Regions from separate parts of the Homo sapiens genome. Here region 1 is linked to region 2. Evidence: chromatin contacts called from ENCODE Hi-C data. All regions are on one chromosome and are shown on one strand. Each heading gives the region's core, a stretch centred on a gene start or an enhancer-like site at or near the end of the contact. The rest is flanking DNA. Distances are from core to core; before and after follow the strand shown.

What was found. Hi-C counts contacts between places; a loop is a spot of excess contacts on that map. Pooled maps may share reads with other maps.
Region 1: a loop to region 2 is called in a pooled map, with 28 times the contacts of the local background. The contact joins the enhancer-like site here to the promoter of LINC02930 in region 2. A Hi-C loop is called at or near these places in 6 of 37 single-sample maps with no recorded cell type and 4 of 50 pooled maps.

Annotation. Positions count from the first base shown.
Region 1 is chr10:123,390,900-123,393,684 of GRCh38, forward strand. All of the region lies in intron 6 of LINC02641 (long intergenic non-protein coding RNA 2641), which reads left to right. Among named protein-coding and RNA genes, the nearest start is that of LINC02641, 44 kb to the left of the region's middle. RefSeq lists enhancers at 1,066-1,445, 1,596-1,855, 1,956-2,065. Within about 2 kb of position 1,377, at least 2 of the 41 ENCODE cell types and tissues checked have a DNase peak (open chromatin) inside an H3K27ac peak, as active enhancers do.
Region 2 is chr10:120,607,265-120,609,995 of GRCh38, forward strand. It overlaps LINC02930 (long intergenic non-protein coding RNA 2930), which reads left to right and starts at 1,318. Exons shown (of 5, transcript XR_002957103.2): 1 at 1,318-1,509.

The sequences.
Region 1 (2,785 bases), core at 127-2,626, 2.8 Mb after region 2:
CCTTTTATTCCCTAGAGCATATAACAAAGAAAAAAAAGAACAAGAAACAATTCACTTTCTAGTGCACACCCTGGGACGCAGCAGATCTGGGCTGCAGGTGACTTCCCTGTCACGGCACCCCACCCCCTGCATTTTCCCTGGCTACCGTCCAACCAGAACCCGGAAGAGCATGAAGGCCCACAGCCAGTCAGTGACAGTAATGGTGATGGGGAAGGGGCTGCCTCTGTAGTTCATCCCCTGGCTGGGACTTCGTAGAAGGGAAGGTGGTGGCATTGGAAGGCGGATCCACTAGGGAACAGTGGGCTCAGCTGTGGAAGACAAAATGGAAGGACTGAGCGGCCCGGGACCCAGGCCTTTGGGCCAGCGGGTCAGGGAGCCCTCTCTTAGGCTTTGTTGGGAGGAGACAACGGTTAAGTGCTGACCCCTGGAAAGGGAGGCCCCTGGGAGAATGGGAGCTCTCTGGGAAGGGGGTGTCAGAAAGTAAACCTGAGAACAGCTAGGGCTGGAGGGTATGTTTTCATCTTCTAGGAAGTTGCAGAGAACGTTGGTCAAGCTGCGAGGGTGGGTGAGTTCTTAGAGGAGTGTTTGCAGCTGTGGGAAGAGTCTGCCTTTGGGAAGCTGGCGGCGCCTGCACAATCTCTTTAGTGCAACTCAGCCTCACTCACAGGCTGGCTGAGAGGAGTGTGTGGCTCTACGCCTCTGGTTGTTCTGGAACAGTCTGAGTTGGGGGAAGAGGGTGAGAGTTACTTTTTCAGCGGAGGCAAGTGCTGTCCACACTCTCTCTAGTTTTCTATCCAGACCACGTGGAAGAGAATAAATGTGGGACCATTGGGGAGTCTCCGTGGTTCTTTTTGGGTCCCAAGCCCTGATTGCTTCTCATGCTATCGCTGTGGCCCCAGCAGTCCTCGTAAGGAGCCAAGGTTCGGGGGGAGGTGCTTGATCTGTCACGCAGGGAGGAAGGAACAGCTGAGATGCAAGCCAGGTATGAGTGCTCCCCAGGGGTCCCCCCATATCTTAGCCAGCACGTGGTGGCCAGATGTACCCAAGACAGTTGTCTGGCAGCACCACGGGACTGGATATCCACTTAAACCTGAGGAGCCTGGACTTGTCTTCCCACCTGGGTAGGGTGTGGTATTCTGCGATGTTATCCATGCTTCTTTCTCTGGCATTTCCTCCTCTCCTTCTTCCATCTTCTAGTATAGGCAGCAGAAGAGCAAAAATACAAATAATCTGCTTTTGACTTCCAGCAGCTTAGGTCTTAGCACAGGAAAATATTTGAAAGAATGCAAATCAGTCAAAGCCAGTTCTTATTGCCCTGTGGCTAGATAACTTTTGGAGGGGATTGAAAGAAGAAGTGAGAGAAGAAGAGAGAGCCTTGGTGCTTGTGGGAAGGGAAGGAGAAGCAGACCCCTCTCTGGATCTGGGGACTGAGAGCAGAGGAGACACGCACCTCCAATTCCCCTGGGGAAGGCCTGGGAACTTGTGAAATCTCAGTACTGCCCTTGACTCATTACGGTGCAAGAGCTATAGGGCAGAAAGAGCCAGGTGTGGGTGTCTCAGTGCAGGGAAGTTGAGAGTCCCCAGAGAGGTACAGAAGCAGCCAGATGGCTCCTGGGTGTCGAAGAGGGGTTGGAGACAGTAGGAGTGGTGGTGGGGTGGAGAGGGAGAGAGACCATTTGGTTAAGCTGGGAGGCAGGAGCGAGGTAGGAGTCTCCATGGATCATCAGGACTGGCTCAGGAACTGAGACCAGCAGGGAATGAGAACATGTTTGTGGCCATGCAGTGAGATGACAACAAGGACCAGACCCCGCTGCCTGACATCTTAGCCACACGTAAGCCCCAAGTACAGCCCCAGGGCTGGCTGACAGCACTGAGTTAGTTGAAAATGAGTTTTAGAGAAAGGGGGCCTCAATAGAAATTCAGTTCACTTTCATTGAGCAGAAGTTACATTTCTTGCTTTTCTGGTTTCCTAATGACTAGATTTTTCTAGCCCAATTTTTCCAGCAGAGAATTAATTCACCTTTGAAGCCACCTGCTTCTGGTCACTTAATTGTAGAGGAACAGACAGAGATCACACACACTCATACACACTGACACACACCCATTACTGTAGAGGAACAGAGTCACACACACTCATACACACTCACACACACCCCAGTTATTGTAGAGGAACAGCGATCACACACACTCATACACACTCACATACACACCCCCATTATTGTAGAGGAACAGAGATCTCTCTCTCTCACACACACGTTATTGTAGAAGAGCAGAGATCACACACACTCATATACACTCACACACACCCCCATTATTATAGAGGAACAGAGATCACACACCCTCACACACACACCCCCATTATTGCAGAGGAACAGAAATCACACACATACACTCACACATACACCGCCATTATTGCAGAGGAACAGAGATCACACACACTCAGACACACTTACATACACACCCCCATTATTGTAGAGGAACAGACAGAGATCACACTCACACACACACACCCATTATTGTAGAGGAAAAGCGATCACACACACTCATACATACAAACCCTCATTATTGCGAGGAACAGAGATCACACACACTCATACACACTCACACATACAGACACCCATTATTGTAGAGGAACAAAAATCACACACACTCATACACACACACACACATTATGGCAGAGGAACAGAGATCACACACGCTTATACACACTCACACACACGCTCCCATTGTTTCTGCAGAAAGAGTTGTGCAGACTTGCTTTCAGTATTTCAAAAACTGTGAACAA
Region 2 (2,731 bases), core at 68-2,567:
CGTTCTTTTTCTCTCTCATTCACTTATGTCCCCATATCTGTAGTCAGGCATTTGTGGTATAAATAGCTTGGTTAGGAGTAGAGTGGGTAGCCATGAGCAGGGTGTGGAAGTTAAAATGGCACCTTTGCCAATTCCAGCCAAGCCTATGGCCAACAGCCAGGCCTGGCCTCTTCCACTTGACACTGGCCTGCTGGTGAGACTCACAAGACCTCCTTGCTTTGTAAACATCATCCAAAATTCTTCCATCAGTTGACATCACCATCTAGTGGGGTCTTCTCTCATGGGAACTTCTGCTCAGAGAGCGAATTGCTATGAGTCAGTAGGAATGACTAACAGAGATTCCAGAGAGAAGACACTGCCAGTTCATGGCCTCTTAAAGAAATGAATACATCAGTTAAAAGGCTCTTGTCTGCTGTCTATGACTTTCAGAACAACTTCTCCCAGTTGTCTGACATTGAGAGTAATGGAACCCTTGGGAGAAGTATCAACGTAATTAACAAACTTAGACATAATGATCCCTGATACTTTTAACAAAACATAAAATAACCAAGAAATGTCTACCACTTTATAAGTTCACATTGGAAACACACCTGATATAAATAATGAGTCAGAACAGTGGTTTCACTATTAAAAGTCAGCAGGTTTCATTATTAAAAGTCAGCCAAGAAAACGTGAAAACTTACAGGCTGAAAGAATAATTAAAGGCGATCACTATAGATTTTAAGCATTATTAGTTCTCAAAACTTCTGACTGGCTGATGATGAAGACAAATTCATTCTAATTGTCCTTGATAATTTCATGCTTTTAAAATCTCATGGCAAGACCAACTTGGGAGCCATAGTCCTCAACAGTGGGCATGGTCAGAATGATGGCTGGTAAGAGCAGAGCCCTAATCCATGACAGAATCTGTTAGCCTGCATGGATACAAGTGGGATGATGACTAATGAAGCCACTATTTAGCATTGTATCTAGGATTTCCTTGCCATCTGTAAACCGTGACCCCTCCCTTCAGGCAGTTTTTTAACCTGAGGTGGTTACCTGTTTTTGTTTGCTGTCCTACACTCCTGGCCCCTTGATAGAATTCAACTCTTCTTTGATAACGATTCAGTCTTCCCCTGTTCAAGTGATCAATGTGGGGCTGACCCCACCTCAGCTTCAGAGATGAGCATGTGACCCTGCCTGGCCAATGAGAATACCATATCTCTCTGACCATAGTGATTGGTTAAGGGATGAACATGTGGCCCACAGCTGACCAATCAGAGCTACTGAGACTCAGTTCTATGGTTTCAATGGAAACCACTGAAAAAGAGAAACTCTCTTTTGGCTAGAGTTGCTGTGAGGATGGAATGGGGAACCTGGACAGCTCCAGCAATCTTACTGCAGAAGGTGCTTCTGGGTGGATCCCAGGCAGAGGAATCAGAGGCAAAACATGGAGGGAGTGAACTCCTGAAATCACTTGGGTTCTGAATCCAGCCAAGCCCGAAACCAGCCCTGCCCTGGGCTTTTCAGGTACTTGAGCCAATGCATTCTCTTTTCCTCTTCATCAAGGTTTGTTTAGAGTTTGCATCCCACGTGACTGAACAGAATGGACATTGCTCTTAGCAAGGGACAGTAACCATGAGTCCAAGTCCTGAAACAGAGATGGGGTCCCCTTCCTCCCTTCTCACTGGTTTCCTTCCTCCTGAGTGGGGTCTATCTGAGCCTGGCATTTCCTTCGTGACAGTTTCATTTGCTCCTGGACGGTTCCCTTGCTCACCATCAGCCCTCGGGCCAGCTCTAACACTCAGTTTGTCCAGATAATGTTAGGAACCTGTAAAGAGGAACTCTATGTTGTTCAACTTTTTCTCTCATTAGCACACTGTTTTTCTGTCCCGGGTGATGCAGGCTGAATGCAAAGCAGCAAGATGTGCTGGTTTGAATTCCGTGGCCTTCCTTCATCAGCCTGAGTGTTTGTGTACACACAGCTGGGCTGCAACGTCAGTTTCTGTCTGATGGCTCAGAGCCACAATTTTACCCTGTTATTGATGCCCATTATGTCATTTTAGAAAATGTAGGGATGTGGCTGTCCAACTTATCTGAATATCTGTATATAAATAAATAAATGTACATTTAAATCCATCCTAACTTTGACGTGATCTGAGGGAAAAATGAGGTCTTTGTGTTTTCCCATAGAAATAAGAAGAAAGTAGGTTAATAAACCATCAGTATCACAAGCAATAATGCAACACATGAAATATCATTTGCAAATTATTTTTGCAATTACAATGTTGGTTTTCCATGAAGAGTTGTAGCAGCTGCCTCCTCTCTCAAATAACATATTCACCTGTGGACAGATGGGGAATTGCTAAGATCCCAGCTTATGTTTGTGAAAAGAGAAGCACCACAGTTTAGTGAGCAAGGAGGTTACTAAGCTTGGTGTGCACTCAAAGGCCATGTCTGCACTGTGTGTGATGAAGTGGAGGCTTTGGATACCCATCAGCAAGTTTTATGTTAATAAAATATTTTTTCTTCTATCAAATGCTAAGACCAAAAAGTTTGTCATCTGAATGTAATCGCGTAATTGTCTTGACTCTCAGCTCCATTTTGTGCTCAGAAGAAAGCAGTTGTGTCACGAAATGGAAAGATGAGGTCTAGGTTCAGTAGACCAGTATTGGCATTCTGGGAAAAATAAGACCCCAAAGATAACTTTTTACCATGATTTCACAGACAAATAGGACCTGAGATTTTCTTT